2 separate regions of the Homo sapiens genome follow, and region 1 is linked to region 2. The links are chromatin contacts, found by Hi-C in ENCODE. All regions are on one chromosome and are shown on one strand. Each heading gives the region's core, a stretch centred on a gene start or an enhancer-like site at or near the end of the contact. The rest is flanking DNA. Distances are from core to core; before and after follow the strand shown. Region 1 holds the start of CLPTM1L (CLPTM1 like). Region 2 holds the start of SDHA (succinate dehydrogenase complex flavoprotein subunit A).

Region 1 (6,326 bases), core at 146-2,645, 1.1 Mb after region 2:
GCTGCCTAGAGGGCGTGGAGTCCAGCATGAGTCTCAAACTTTCATTATTCTCTCCTCAGATACCTCCCAGGCAATGAAGGGAAATGGTTGACTTGTGAGAAGCAAATCATATTTAAAAGTATACTTATTCAATTAAAAAAAATTAGGCCATGTCAGATGTAATTTTTAAGATACTCTACATATTTGGACATTGATCTATTCTAACGTCACATGTCACTTATTTATGATTTTCTACAAAATTGCTTCCTCTATCCTCATCTCTTTTCCCTCACAAGTAACTTAAGCGAACTACTTCCACCAGGAAAAGACAAGTTGGTCCCCGGTAGTGAAACTGCAGAGTTGTCTGCTCTCCACTGGTTCACCAAGCGTGGCCCCTGCTCCTTCGGAGCCTCCCCGTCCAGGACATCCCACTGCCATCACACTCTGCTGAGAACTACTTCTTAAACGACATTCATCACCTGTCACCTTCCAGGCTGAATGTTTACAGGCCACGCATAGGCCTCCAGTTAGGATATTCTACCACTTCAAGACATTCGGTAAGACTAGTTCTCTAAAATAAACATGTTATGTACAGAAAGCTAACTTTTAAACAATCTGAACATGAGTAATGTTTTCCCTTTCACTGGCATTTTGTCCTACGCCCATACCTTTCAAATTTGGACTCCACATCAAAGTCTTCCACATTCAAGACCAGGTCGATGTTGTTCTCAGCACCCAGGTGGGACCTCGTCGTGGTGTACACGCTCAGCTGGAAAGGAGGGGGCGTCGAGAGTCAGCTCGGCCAGGCCCTGGCAGGACGCACTCAAATCCCACGGCCAGCTGGAGGGCGGAAGACCTGGCCGCTGGGGAACCAGGAAAGGTTCCATCTCGACTCGCGCGGCCACAGCTCCGAACTGGGACGGGAAGGCGACGTCTGGGGCCTGGAGGAGAGGCCCCCACCCCAACCCGCCCGGCCCCCGGCCCCGCGGACGCTCACCTGCAGCTTGGGCCGCCGCGCCAGGTAGGGCTGGATGCAGTTGGCGTCGCCGGAGCACGGGCGGGTGTAGACGATGCCGTACATGACCCAGCAGGTGTGCACCACGTAGACCACGAACACGCCCACCACCAAGCTGGTGAAGGAGCTGCGGCCGCTCCACATGGCGGCCCCGCGCCCGGCGCCCCCGGCCCGCCCGCCTCTCAGCCGCGAGCCCCGCCCGCCCGGCGCCCAGCCCGCCGCTCCGGGCTCCGCCGCTCACTGGAGAGCCGCCGCGCGCCACCGCCACCGCCGCGGGGGAACGAATGCGCCGCGCGCCGCAGACCGCCGGCCGCCCCGCATGCTCCGGCCCCGCTCCCACCTGGCGCCGCGGGATTCGCCGGCCCCGCGCGCCGCTTCCGGGCCCCGCCGCCTGCCGGAAGTGGACGCGCCGCGCGGCTCCCTGGGAAACGGAGTCTCGGCCGCTGCCGCGCACGCGCATCCAGGATGCGGCGCGTGTGTGACGTTACCCGCCCGCGCCGCCCTCCTGGGGTGCCTCTCAGGGACCCAGGCGCTCAGCTGCTGGGGCCGCGGAGGGCGTTCGCGGGGCGCCGGGGAAGGCTAGGGCCGCGGGGTCCCCGGGGCGCCGTCCCCAACCGCCGACGCCTGCCAGACCACCAAGTGGGGGCCATGTCGACGTGTGAGGAGCCTGGTGGAAGGTGATACTGGAATTCCGGCACTGGGCCTGCAACCCTTTTAGTCCACAGTTGTCAGAATCTAAAGGGAAGAAAAACGAAGTGCTCAGAACCCTCACAGAAGCCGGGCACCTCATCCCGTGTGTGGGTTTTTTCCCCAGTACAAACCCATTGTGGGGACAGGCGCTTTTGAAGAAAAAATTCAGATTCCCGGGCTGAAGTGGCTCCTCACAGCCTTGAACCTGACCCCCAGCTTCCCGCTAAAGCCGAGCGTGCCCAGCACGGCGAGGTCAGCAGAGGCCCCTCGGAGGGCGGCCGGGGGAGGTCAGTGGGAGGCCCTCGGGCAGCCGGTGGATGGGCCGGCGACCTCCCCGACTCCATCAGAAGCGCTCAGTCTGTGCCCTTCAGTTACTGGAGCAGCTCCCGTCCTTTGGCCAGTTCTCTGGAAGGTCGTTTCCGTTTCTGTGTCTGCCACACGTGCAGCACAATCGAAAAACCTTGTTCGACATTTCTAGAAAGAGTAGATGCTACTGAAGACCCAATAGATTGCTGAGGGTTTTCAGAGCAGGGACAATTGCATCAGGGTGCTGGGCTCCGGGAAGAACTCAGAGGACTTGGCTGACGGGCGGATGGGACAGTGATTGGTGCCGAGAATGGGCCAGAGAAGCAGGTCTGCCTGGAGCAGGCACCCGAGGCCGCGTGCAGGGGCGGTCCTGGGCCACCAACCCCTGGAAGCTGGGCCAGGAGCTTCGGAGCCATCCGAGGCTTTTTTCGCTCCTCTCACTCTCATGCACCTAGTTACCCTCCCCACAGAGTCTTCTCACGGCGCGGTTTTCGGCTACCATTGCAGTGGTGTCTGACTACACCCAGTGCCTCTATCGTTCCCCCCTCAGTCTGTTCTCGCTTCTTGGCAAACCTGTCCTTGGAAAGCCCTCTGCTGACTCCTGTTACCCTGATCAAATGCATCCTCCTCAGGAGGCTCGTGAGCCCTTTGCAGGGTGGCCCAAGAGGCATCACGCCCTGCTCTCCAGCCACTCTTGGGGTCCCCTACAGGGCCAGGCGTCCCACACCAGCAGCGGGTGCTGGTCCTGCCACAGTCTGTGCGACACGTGAATGAAGGCTGTAGACCTGTGGTCTGCGGGAGGCAAATTCCAACTCCAGCTGTCAAACATAAGGGGACTGGTAGGCTCTCCAGGGTGGATTGTCTCACGGCATCCAGAGGCAGGGACCGAGGCAGGGACCTAGCCAGGCCTCGGGAAGGAGCTGCAAACCCAGGAGCTCTGGGGTGTGGCTTCATCTCCCTCCCTCCCTACCACCCTACCCCCATCTCTCCGTGTTCTTCAGATGCCTCATTTTCCTGTCAGGCACCTGGCCAGCTCTAGGAGCTGGAATCAGGTTGGTGCCTCCTTGGTCAGTGTCCACCCCTAGTGTCATCCACAGTGACCAACGGAAGGGGTGGCCGGTGGTACAGGACATTGGCCATCTTGGGAAAGATCACAGAGACAGGAAGGGCCTCTCCAGCTGAGCAGATGAGAGGTTCTTCAGTGGTCTGGACACATTTGCCCACTCATGGCCGTCCCCCTGCCCTGTTGAGAGAACCGATGAGGAAAGGGAGCCCTGCATCTGTCGCCTTCCGACTCCGACCGCCTGAGGCTGGGCTGCCGGCAAGCCGCGGCAGCATATGACAGCACTTGAAAGAAAGTCCCTGGAAAGAATGTGGATCATTGCAGAACTCCCTCAAGAAAGCGCCAGAGGAGGACCCCATTCAGCACCCCGCAGAACTCCTCAAACTCCTGCGTCCACACTCCCCCAGCGTGGTGGCTGCTTCTATCTCCCCAGGCTTAGCTGGCCTGGGTCTTGAAGGCCTCTCCTCCTGCTGTCCCCACGCAGCATCCTCTCTGCCACTGCACAGCTGGATGCAGTGAAGGCCAGGCGGCTGTGGCTGCTTGGGCAACAGGAGCTGCTTGACCCTGTTCTGCTGGCCTTGTTGGCCTCACTCCCGTAGAGAGCCAAGGTTACCCACGTCTCTGAAGCTAAGGCTTTCTTTCTAGGCCTGGGGGAGTCACATCTTGCATTCGTACTCACTGAGCTCCACGTCTATGGTTAGAGAATTTATCAACATTTTATAATGCTTTTATCAATTCCATCATTTGAGGGCCCTCTGGCAAGGAACCTGTTAGTACATGGAGTGCCTGGAATGTTCCAGAAAGCTAACATGAACAGCTGGCCCTTGCTGTCCTTATACATTGAGGACTCCAAAGGCCACTCAGGATGACAGGAAATGCAGGCTCCAAAAGATTCGGTTCCTTTGTGAGGCCCTCGGGCAGTGGTCAGACACGAAGGAAATAGGAAATCACCCCCAAACCACACCTCTCCCTATGAGGCCACAGCTGCCGATGCAGCCTTGGGAGGGGGATGGAGGGAGAGAGGAGGGCATCTGAATGTGGACACACCCTGCTGTGAGGGCTGTGGGCGGTCCTGAGACTGGAGCCAGCCCCCAGGCTCAGCTCAGCTCGGGGACCTCGTGCCCGGGCTTTCCTGGGGAGGAAGGTGTTGGATCTCCTGCCTCTCTGTATTCATTCACACTTTGGGTTTCTCTCTCTTCCGCGCATTCTAACATCTGCAGGATTTTTTTTTTTTTTTTTTTTTTTTTGAGACAGAGTCTCGCTCTGTTGCCCAGGCTGGAGTGGAGTGGTGCGATCTCAGCTCGCTGCAAGCTCCGCCTCCTGGGTTCACGCCATTCTCGTGCCTCAGCCTCCAGAGTAACTGGGACCACAGGCGCCCGCCACGACGCCCAGCTAATTTTTTGTATTTTTAGTAGAGACGGGGTTTCACCGTGTTAGCCAGGATGGTCTCGATCTCCTGACCTTGTGATCCGCCCGCCTCGGCCTCCCAAAGTGCTGGGATTACAGGCGTGAGCCACCGGGCCTGGCACATCTGCAGGATTTATGGATGAAGGGCCACAAACCCACATTTGGTCTCATTCAACAGATGTTGTGTCGGCAGGGCGAGGTGGGACTCTGTCTCTGCCCACGCTACCTGCCCCTGGGGTTGTAGTTCTAGGAAAGCAAGTCTCAGACTGAGTTTTGATCTGGATTAAATTCTGTCCCAGGTGCAGATATTTATAGGAAAGCAGGGACAAGAGCCCTCAGGCAAAGCTGGGTATCCTGCGATGGGTGCCTCTGGGAGTTCGCAGATAACAAGGCCTTTTCCTGGAGGCAAAGCAGAAGCGTTCTGTGGCAGACCAGTCAGCTTTCTAGCAGGTCAGGGGCAGGGACATCTAGGCCCAAGGTGTCACACCGTGCCTGGCTGCTGGCTCTCCTCTTGCAAGGACACAGCTCTTACAGGACTTCCTAGCCCACCCAAGAACATCTTTCCATCATCGAAAAGTTATTGATAAGATTTTTCCATCACTGAAAAGTTATTGATAAGTGCCACCATGTGCATGAGCAGCCCTCCAGGTGCTGGCTTGTGGGCCGGTGTTTGAGAATCTTGCCAGTTGAATGTGGGCATCTGTTGAGGGTTTCCCAAAGGCTAACCGTTCGTGCCAGAGGGAGGCCGTGGCTCATTCCTAGGGCCCTGGGTGAGACTGGGGCTCATGCACACACAGGTATCGATGGCATGGGCTGTAACGAGCTGAGTGCCTGCTGCCCTTTCCTAGTGGGGGGGGTGGGCTCCTGGAGAAAGAGGGGAGGCTGCTACTCTCCAGGGCCACAGGGAGCCCAGAACGCCACCTCCTGGTGTCAGCAGCAGCAAATCCATATAAGTCTGCAGCAACTTAGCTTTTGCCTCCTCAGAGGAAATAATTCATCCAGGGGGCACAAGGCAGGGTCAGAGACTGAGGTAAGTTTCAGAGCAAGAGTGAAAGTTTATTAAAAAAGTGTTAGAGCAGGAACGAAAGGAAATAAAGTACACTTGGAGGAGGGCCAGGTGGGCATCTTGAGAGAGCAAGTACACGGTTTTGACCTTTGACTTGGGGTTTATATCTTGGCATGCTTCTGGGGGCTGCGTCCCTTCTCCCCTGATTCTTCCCTTGGGGTGGGCTGTCCGCATGCGCAGTGGCCTGCCGACACTTGGGAGGGCCGCGTGCACAGTGTGCTTACTGGAGTTGTGCGGTGCCCTCTTGAGGCAGTCTTCCCTTACCAGTTCCTAGGGGAAGGTCACACGCTGGTTAAACTTTGCCACTTTGCCTCGTAGTGTGCATGCTTGACCTCACTCACCAACTCCTGAGATTTTTTTTAAATTTTTTAATTTAAGTTCTAGGGTACATGTACACAACGTGCAGGTTTGTTACATAGGTATGCATGTGCCATGTTGGTTTGCTGCATCCATTAACTCGTCATTTACATTAGGTATTTCTCCTAATGCTATCCTTCCCACCCCACGACAGGCCCTGGTGTGTGATGTTGCCCGCACTGTGTCCAAGTGTTCTCATTGTTCAATTCCCACCTGTGCCAACTCCTGGGATCTTATCGGGAAGTGGCTCATCATCAGCTTTAGGTGTTTTCTATCTATTGGGAGCCTGCCTTTCTCTGGCACCAGCTGCAACCAATAATTATTTTAGACAGTTTAACAACAGCTTGACCATCACCTGATGATCACCTGACATTTCTGTTGGGGCGCGGGCCCATCTCCTGCCCCGCTCATGTGGGGCTCAGTCTGCCCAACCTTTCCCCAAG
Region 2 (6,961 bases), core at 1,159-3,658:
GCATATGACCGGCAGGTCCCCAAAGTGGTGCCAAGTCAATCTAAACTAGAGAGAATTTTTCTGGCCAGGCCAAGCAGAGATTTCATGGATGAAGTCTCCCAAAGACTGATTTCCTAAACATTAAACATCACTGGTTTTCCAAAACTGGTTTTCTTTTTTTTTTTTTTTAACCCTGTTGCTCGGGCTGGAGGGCAAGTGGTGCCATCTCCACTCACTGCAGCCTCGACCTCCCAGGCTCCACTGATCTTCCCACCTCAGCCTCCTGAGTAGCTGGGACTACAGGTGTGCACCGTCACGACTTGCTAATTTTTGTATTTTTTTGTAGAGACGGGGTTTTGCTGTGTTGCTCAGGCTGGTCACTCGATCTGCCCACCTGGGCCTCGCAGAGTGCTGGGGTTACAGGTATGAGCCACCACGCCCAGCCCACTGGTTTCCTTTACACCCGTTTTGTTCCCCAGCAGTCCTTATGAGGGCACCTGAAATAAGGAACCTCCTCCCCGACTTGAGAGCAGCAAAGCCTTCAGAGGGAACTAAGTTATTAAAACCCACCCCACACAAAATGCTTCTAAACGCCTTGGCTGACTTAATCCTTGCAGTGTGCTGAGGTTAAGTATGATTATCCATCTCCTGTGAACAGGAAGACTGAGGCTCAGAGCTTAAGTGATTTGCCCACGGTTCACTGCAGGGGATAAAACTCGGCTGTCCCTGGCAGGTCCCAAAGTCACGGCCTTCAGGCTCCCACACCATGCTGCCTCCCTCACCGGGGCTCCACACTCTCAGCCTGGAAAACACGAATTTTAAGAAAACCATGACTTACGAAAAGCAGCCAATCCCAGCATTGGAACCAACAGGGCATAATTCCACCTGCTTCCATCACCACCATCCGCCCTGGAATTAGGCCGGATATTCCAATTTGGGGGATCATTTAGGTTATTCATGGAGATATACCTTGAAGTAAAGAATAAAAACGTTAACTACTTTTATTCAAGAAATTTTTCTTCAGTTTTAACTATGTGCTTGCTGCACAGCACTGAGGCCCTACGGGATTCAAAGAAGAAAAAAACTAGACCAGAGCCGGGCATGGTGGCGGGCACCTGTAGTCCCAGCTACTCGGGAGGCTGAGGCAGGAGAATCGCTTGAACCTGGGAGGTGGAGGTTGCAGTGAGTCGAGGTCGCGCCACTGCACTCCAGCCTGGTGACAGAACGAGACTCCGTCCCCCCCAAAAAAAAAGAAAAAGAAAAAGGAAAAAAAAAACAAGAACTTAAGATGAAAGCGACTCACAATCTGGTTGGGGAAAGTGGAGAAAACAGACATGTCTTAAGCATCTGAAGTGCAGGTAGAATCAGGTAAGTTCTCTGGTACAAATATGTTTAAATGTATGGCTGCTGCGATGGTTAATTTTGTTTGTCAACTTGACGGCATCATGAGGTGCTCAGATACATGGTTAAGCATTATTTCTGGGCGTGTCTGTAAGGGTGTTTTTGGATGAGATTAGCAATTGAACCTTTAAACCAATTCCTCACGTCTCCCTTCTATTTGTTGTGTCTCTGGAGAACCCTCATACAGTTGTATCAAAGATACAGAATCAACTCGATAAAAGTGGGCTCACACCGGACACTTTCATATGAGCTAGGGTTTGAAGAGTGAGCAGCATTTTGACAGGCAGAGAAAGAAGGAAAGGGTCTTCTGATCAGAAGGAAGACTGTGAGGAAGGCAGGGAGGGGTGATGTGGGGAAGGTGCAAACAGTGCTAGAAGCTTCTGAGGCCTCCTCGTGGTGGTGATGAATGCAGAGATTACAGAGTTCTCTGCTTCGGGCTCAGCATGCACCCTCCATAGCTAGGCTGGGGGCTAACGTTAGTAAGAATTTACTGATTTACTGAGTACCTACACGAAGTTTCACATTTTCACAAAGTAGAGTCACTTTAAGTTTGTTTACATGTGACCTCCACAAACACACACAATTACAAAATAGTTTAGTTAATCAAGGGATGTATAATAAACAAGAGGTCGGAGGCCCCGGGCCGCTCCCGCCCACCTCCGCGGACGAGCGCCCCCCTCCGACCCCATTCCCTGCGGTCTGGGCGTTCAGGCCCTTCGGTCTGGGCGATCCCGGAGAACCACCCACGGGGCTTTAAAAATGTTGGTGCCCACCACCTCCCCGGAACAGGGCCCGCTCTACCTCGGTCGGGGAGCGCGGGACCTCAGCGTTCCCTTAACGCCACCGTCCGCGGGTCCGCTTTGCGCAGGCGCGGCGCCCCCACTCAGTACCCGCTCCGGGCGTGGCATGGTGCGCAGGCGCGATGTCCCCCACTGCAGCCCCGCTCGACTCCGGCGTGGTGCGCAGGCGCGGTATCCCCCCTCCCCCGCCAGCTCGACCCCGGTGTGGTGCGCAGGCGCAGTCTGCGCAGGGACTGGCGGGACTGCGCGGCGGCAACAGCAGACATGTCGGGGGTCCGGGGCCTGTCGCGGCTGCTGAGCGCTCGGCGCCTGGCGCTGGCCAAGGCGGTGAGTCCGTGCCGCGGACCGGGGCGGGGCAGGCGGGGGCCGAGGCGGCGGTAGGAGCGGGACGGTCCCCAGCGGGTCCGAGCGGAGCGGGCGCCGGGTCCCTGCGCCCTCTGTCCCGGGATCGGGAAGGGGCTGAGAGAGCCCTGGGCCGGTGCGAGGGGAAGCCGCGGGGCGGACTCGGGGACCCGGGGAGCTCGGTCCTTAGTAGATAGTCCGCGTCCGGGTGAAGGTCACAACCCCGCGGGCTTGCTGGGCGTCCCCTCCGCCGCCTTGGTCCGGGCCTGGGGTCCTGGGACCCCGCGGGCTGAGGTAGCCCCTCGCCTCAGTGCCTGGCAGGTGGACTCGGGGAGGAGTCGTGTCTGCCCAAGGTCACCCGGGCGGATAGCGGCCGGTGGCCGCCCTGGCTGGGCTGGGCCTCTGCCGCCCTCTGTGCGGGTTGTCCTGAGGAGCAGCCCGCAGCCCGTGGGTGGGGCCGGCGGGGCGGGTGAGACCGCCCGGGTGGGTGCGAGGAGTGGCCGGGCTCGGCCCGGTGGGCGTCCGGTGGGAAGCGTGGCGCGCCCGAGCTTAGGCTTGCAGTTCGCCTTTCCAGAAAGCGCAAATCTGTCCATGTCCACTTCGAGACCTTGTAAGTTAAGGGCTTCTACTTTGGGTCGTGTTTGGTGGTCCTTATGCCACCAAAAATGTGCCAGTGTTTAAAAGCAGCTGTGCCAGTTTTTAAAACTCAGGCGGAGAGCTCAGCGCACTGACCGGGCGAGGACGCCGGGACCTGTGCTTGCCTGTGCGCTGAGTGCCTCTAGGGCCGGGCTCGGCTTAGTCCAGGATGGTGGTCAGGGTTATACTTCCCTGAGCCCTTGCTCTCTGAGTGTCTGAATGTGCCCTCTACGATTGCATCTTAAGAATCGGCCTTCTAGGGTTTTATTTAATCAAGCTAAATTGGATAGGTTTAGTTGTTTGGTTCTTTTAAATGAACTTACCCACCCACCTCCTTAATTACAAAGTAATTTTAAATTGCAGAATAAAAATCTCAATAGGAACCAAGGCATTCAGCAATATTGATTTGAATTATGCCTGTAATTGTGCAATTTTCTCCTTTTTGAAATACTTATTAAAAATCTCGTTGAGTTAAATGTGAGGATTAGTCATACAGCCATCCTGCCAACATCAGAAAGCGTGTAAACCGTTCTAGTGTGTTGCTGTGGTTGGTACTGACTGAGCAGAGACCCCTGCCGCATCTTGGGCTTTTAAGAGCTGCTAGGAGGGCGTCCACAAGCAGGAAGGAAAGCCCATGGTCAGTGGGGCTTTTTAGGGGAAATGGTAGCTTGTGATTGGAGAAAAGCTAGAGCTAGTGCCTTTGTCCTCAACCCAGATGGTGCCCGGTGTTCCTTCTGCAGACTAAGACCCTGCCAGCGGCGGAGGCACCTCAGACGGGATGGCAAGATAGCAAAATTGAACCAAAATTTAGTCTTGGGTTTTGTAAAAGTCTTTTTATCTTGATGAAGTTAGCTTTTCCTACAGAAATTCTGCCTGCAAGCAGCATATTTATCGGCATTTCAGATAGGCTTTTTTTCCTGAAGAATTGGAGTTTACGAAGGAACAGCATAATCAAAAAATTAGCAGAAAAAAGAAAGAAATTCGTGATAGCCAACTGAGAAATGTGTTTGGAAAATAGATGCTGAGGATAATTTCAGTAAAGTCCAGAGAGAATTTTTTAACCTCATTTTGGCCAGTTCTGTGGTGTTTTGATCATTCTGTATTTACAACTGCTTTCAAGTGACGAACTTATCAGACTTATTTTGCTTTTGGTTTCTTTTTATGGCCCAGTGCACTGACACAGCTTGCAAACTGTTCGAAAGCAGTTTAATCAGAGGAAAAAGAAAACCAAGAAACTTCAATAGTTACTGGTTAACTGCTTACTTCAGGTGAAGTTTTTCAAATCCCTTAACATGAACATCCAATATATTGTTCTAGGACAAATTGATTTCTTTTCTTTGAATGGATTGTTCTGAATATGTTTAATGGTGTTCTAGAAATACATTATTTAGGCCATTATAGTAGTAAACCTTTGCTTTGCTTCTTGGGATAATTGTAACAACAATGGCATTCCATTCTGCATTCCTCATGATGTTTTTCCTGATTTATTTGAAAAATTGTGACTTGTTTTTTGATATGAAACCTGGATATTAATATTAGTTGGGAGTCTCAGAGATTTTTCCCAAGGGTCTTTAGATAGGGGGGCAAGTCCAGGATCCAGAGCCAGGCCGGCCGACTTGAATCCTCTCTGAGCTCCGTCTTTCCGTGGGGTTAGTGAGGATTCTGTGGGTAATGTTTGAAACCTTTGGTGATGCTCTTGAGAACCAGGGCTCACAGCCTATGCACAGTAACCATGTGTGAACTGAATTTTTTTTTTTTTTTGAGACAGAGTCTCACTCTGTCACCCAGGCTGGAGTGCAGTGGCGCAATCTCGGCTCACTGCAAGCTCTGCCTCCCGAGTTCACGCCATTCTCCTGCCTCAGCCTCCTGAGTAGCTGGGACTACAGGCACCTGCCATCATGCCCGGCTAATTTTTTTGTGTTTTTAGTAGAGACGGGGTTTCACCATGTTAGCCAGAATGGTCTCCATCTCCTGACCTCGTGATCCGCCCGCCTCGGTCTCCCAAAGGGCTGGGATTACAGGTGTGAGCCACCACGCCCGGCCGAACTGTATTTTAAGTATCCCTGTTTTTAAAATAATAAACACTAAAATTCTAGTGAGAATAATTACACGCAGTTGTAAAAGAATCAATGAGTATACCCTCCCTCACCCAGTTCATTTTCCATGAAAGCAATTCCTGTTTCTGATACTGACTCCTGGCATTTGTAATACCTCTGTTTCTTTAGCGGATATGCAGGTGCATTTTTATCAGTTTTAGACTTCTTGCCTAGAGAGGGGATTTAGTTCACTTAAACTACCCTGCTTCCGCTTCTTCCTGATACAGTCGTGCGTTTTTAGGTTCTTCGTTGGCTGCTTTTGTGATTGTGTAGGTTGTACATGCAGATTAGTTTCTTGCTCGTGATTTATAGGTGCGTTGTATTAGATGAGGACCCCTTACTTTGCTAGATTTCGGATATGAATGTCTCTGCACTTCTTACTTTTCCCCTCCACCTCCTAATTCAGTCATCTGAAATTCTGTATTGTTAAGCAAGGTCTAAGTATTCCTTTTAGTTATATGTTCCCCATTTTTTTTCTTGAGGAAATGTTTGATAGTTTCTCCTAAAAAAATTAACAATTGGCACAAAAGACTAGTTTTGTGTCAAAACTAGTTTTGAGTTTTATCTAAAGACTGAAATTGGCTTAAAGTTGGGCTTTCCAAATTCAAAAATCTGCCCCAGATTAGATTTAGATTGAGAGGGTTAGTGTCCTTTTCGCCAGGGGGATGGCGTGATAATTTGTTCAAGATTGTGTTATAGTAGCTGCCCCTTTTAAGCCAGCTCTGTGTGTGTGTGGTGGGGGGTGGGCAGTGGGTCTTCCACATCAACATCCTAGAAAGAACGAATAAACATTGAGTGATCTCACTGTTTCTACTTACATTTGGTATAATATACTGTTCTTACTGGTGCTATTACTATGTTAATAGGGCACTTTACAACATTTTCAAGAACATTTGTATTAAAATTATTTCAAAGACTTCTTTCTTAAAATATGATTTTACCATGCAAAAATTTTACTAAGGTAGAAGAATATTTGTTCTTTCTCATTCATTTTCTGAAAAAAGAAAAAAGCTGAATTAGCTTATACCAATAAAAACAGAGACTAGAAATTGGAGAAATGAAGAATAATTTTTTATCCCACATAATAAGTAATTTCTGAATTGCAAGTATTTCTAAATACTTGAAGACATTCCTCACATCCCCTCTTCTGATTGCATTTATTTCCTAAAGCTTTTTTTTCTTTTCTTTTTTTTTTTTTTGGAGACGTTGTCTCTCTCTGTTGCCGAGGCCGGAGTGCAGTGGCACAGTCTAGGCTCACTGCAGCCTCTGCCTTCTGGGTTCAAGCGATTCTCCTGCCTCAGCCTCCCAAGTAGCTGGGATTACAGGTGCCCGCCACGACGCCCAGCTAATTGTTAGTAGAGATGGGGTTTTGCCATGTTGGCCAGACTGGTCTTGAACTCCTGACTTCAGGTGATCCACCCACCTTGGCCTCCCCAAATGCTGGGATTACAGGCATGAGCCACCGTGCCCAGCCCCTAAAACTATTCTTGATGATATTTCTGAGACTATTCAGTGGTCTTCTCAAATGTAGCCAGCAGAATGGAAAACGTATCCCCTAAATGGCTGGCCAACCTTAGCATATGGACAGTGTCACCTCTCTCACACAGAGCCACTAAAAACTAAACACCAAAACCAGTTTTCTTGGGTAAAGTTTTCTAAGATGGAAAATTTAAGCAGCAAGATGTGTCAAGTTGTAGATGTTGGCCA

What was found. Hi-C counts contacts between places; a loop is a spot of excess contacts on that map. Pooled maps may share reads with other maps.
Region 1: a map of OCI-LY7 shows a loop between it and region 2 (11-fold over the local background). The contact joins the promoter of CLPTM1L here to the promoter of SDHA in region 2. A Hi-C loop is called at or near these places in 1 of 168 maps with a recorded cell type or tissue (OCI-LY7), 1 of 37 single-sample maps with no recorded cell type and 10 of 50 pooled maps.

What each region holds. Positions count from the first base shown.
Region 1 is chr5:1,343,704-1,350,029 of GRCh38, forward strand. It overlaps CLPTM1L (CLPTM1 like), which reads right to left and starts at 1,396. Exons shown (of 17, transcript NM_030782.5): 1 at 977-1,396; 2 at 648-748. The coding sequence starts at 1,138.
Region 2 is chr5:215,912-222,872 of GRCh38, forward strand. It overlaps SDHA (succinate dehydrogenase complex flavoprotein subunit A), which reads left to right and starts at 2,409. Exons shown (of 15, transcript NM_004168.4): 1 at 2,409-2,507. The coding sequence starts at 2,445. It overlaps CCDC127 (coiled-coil domain containing 127), which reads right to left and starts at 2,242. Exons shown (of 3, transcript NM_145265.3): 1 at 2,182-2,242; 2 at 818-948. The coding sequence starts at 938. RefSeq lists silencers at 2,220-2,549, 2,780-3,019 and an enhancer at 2,419-3,227.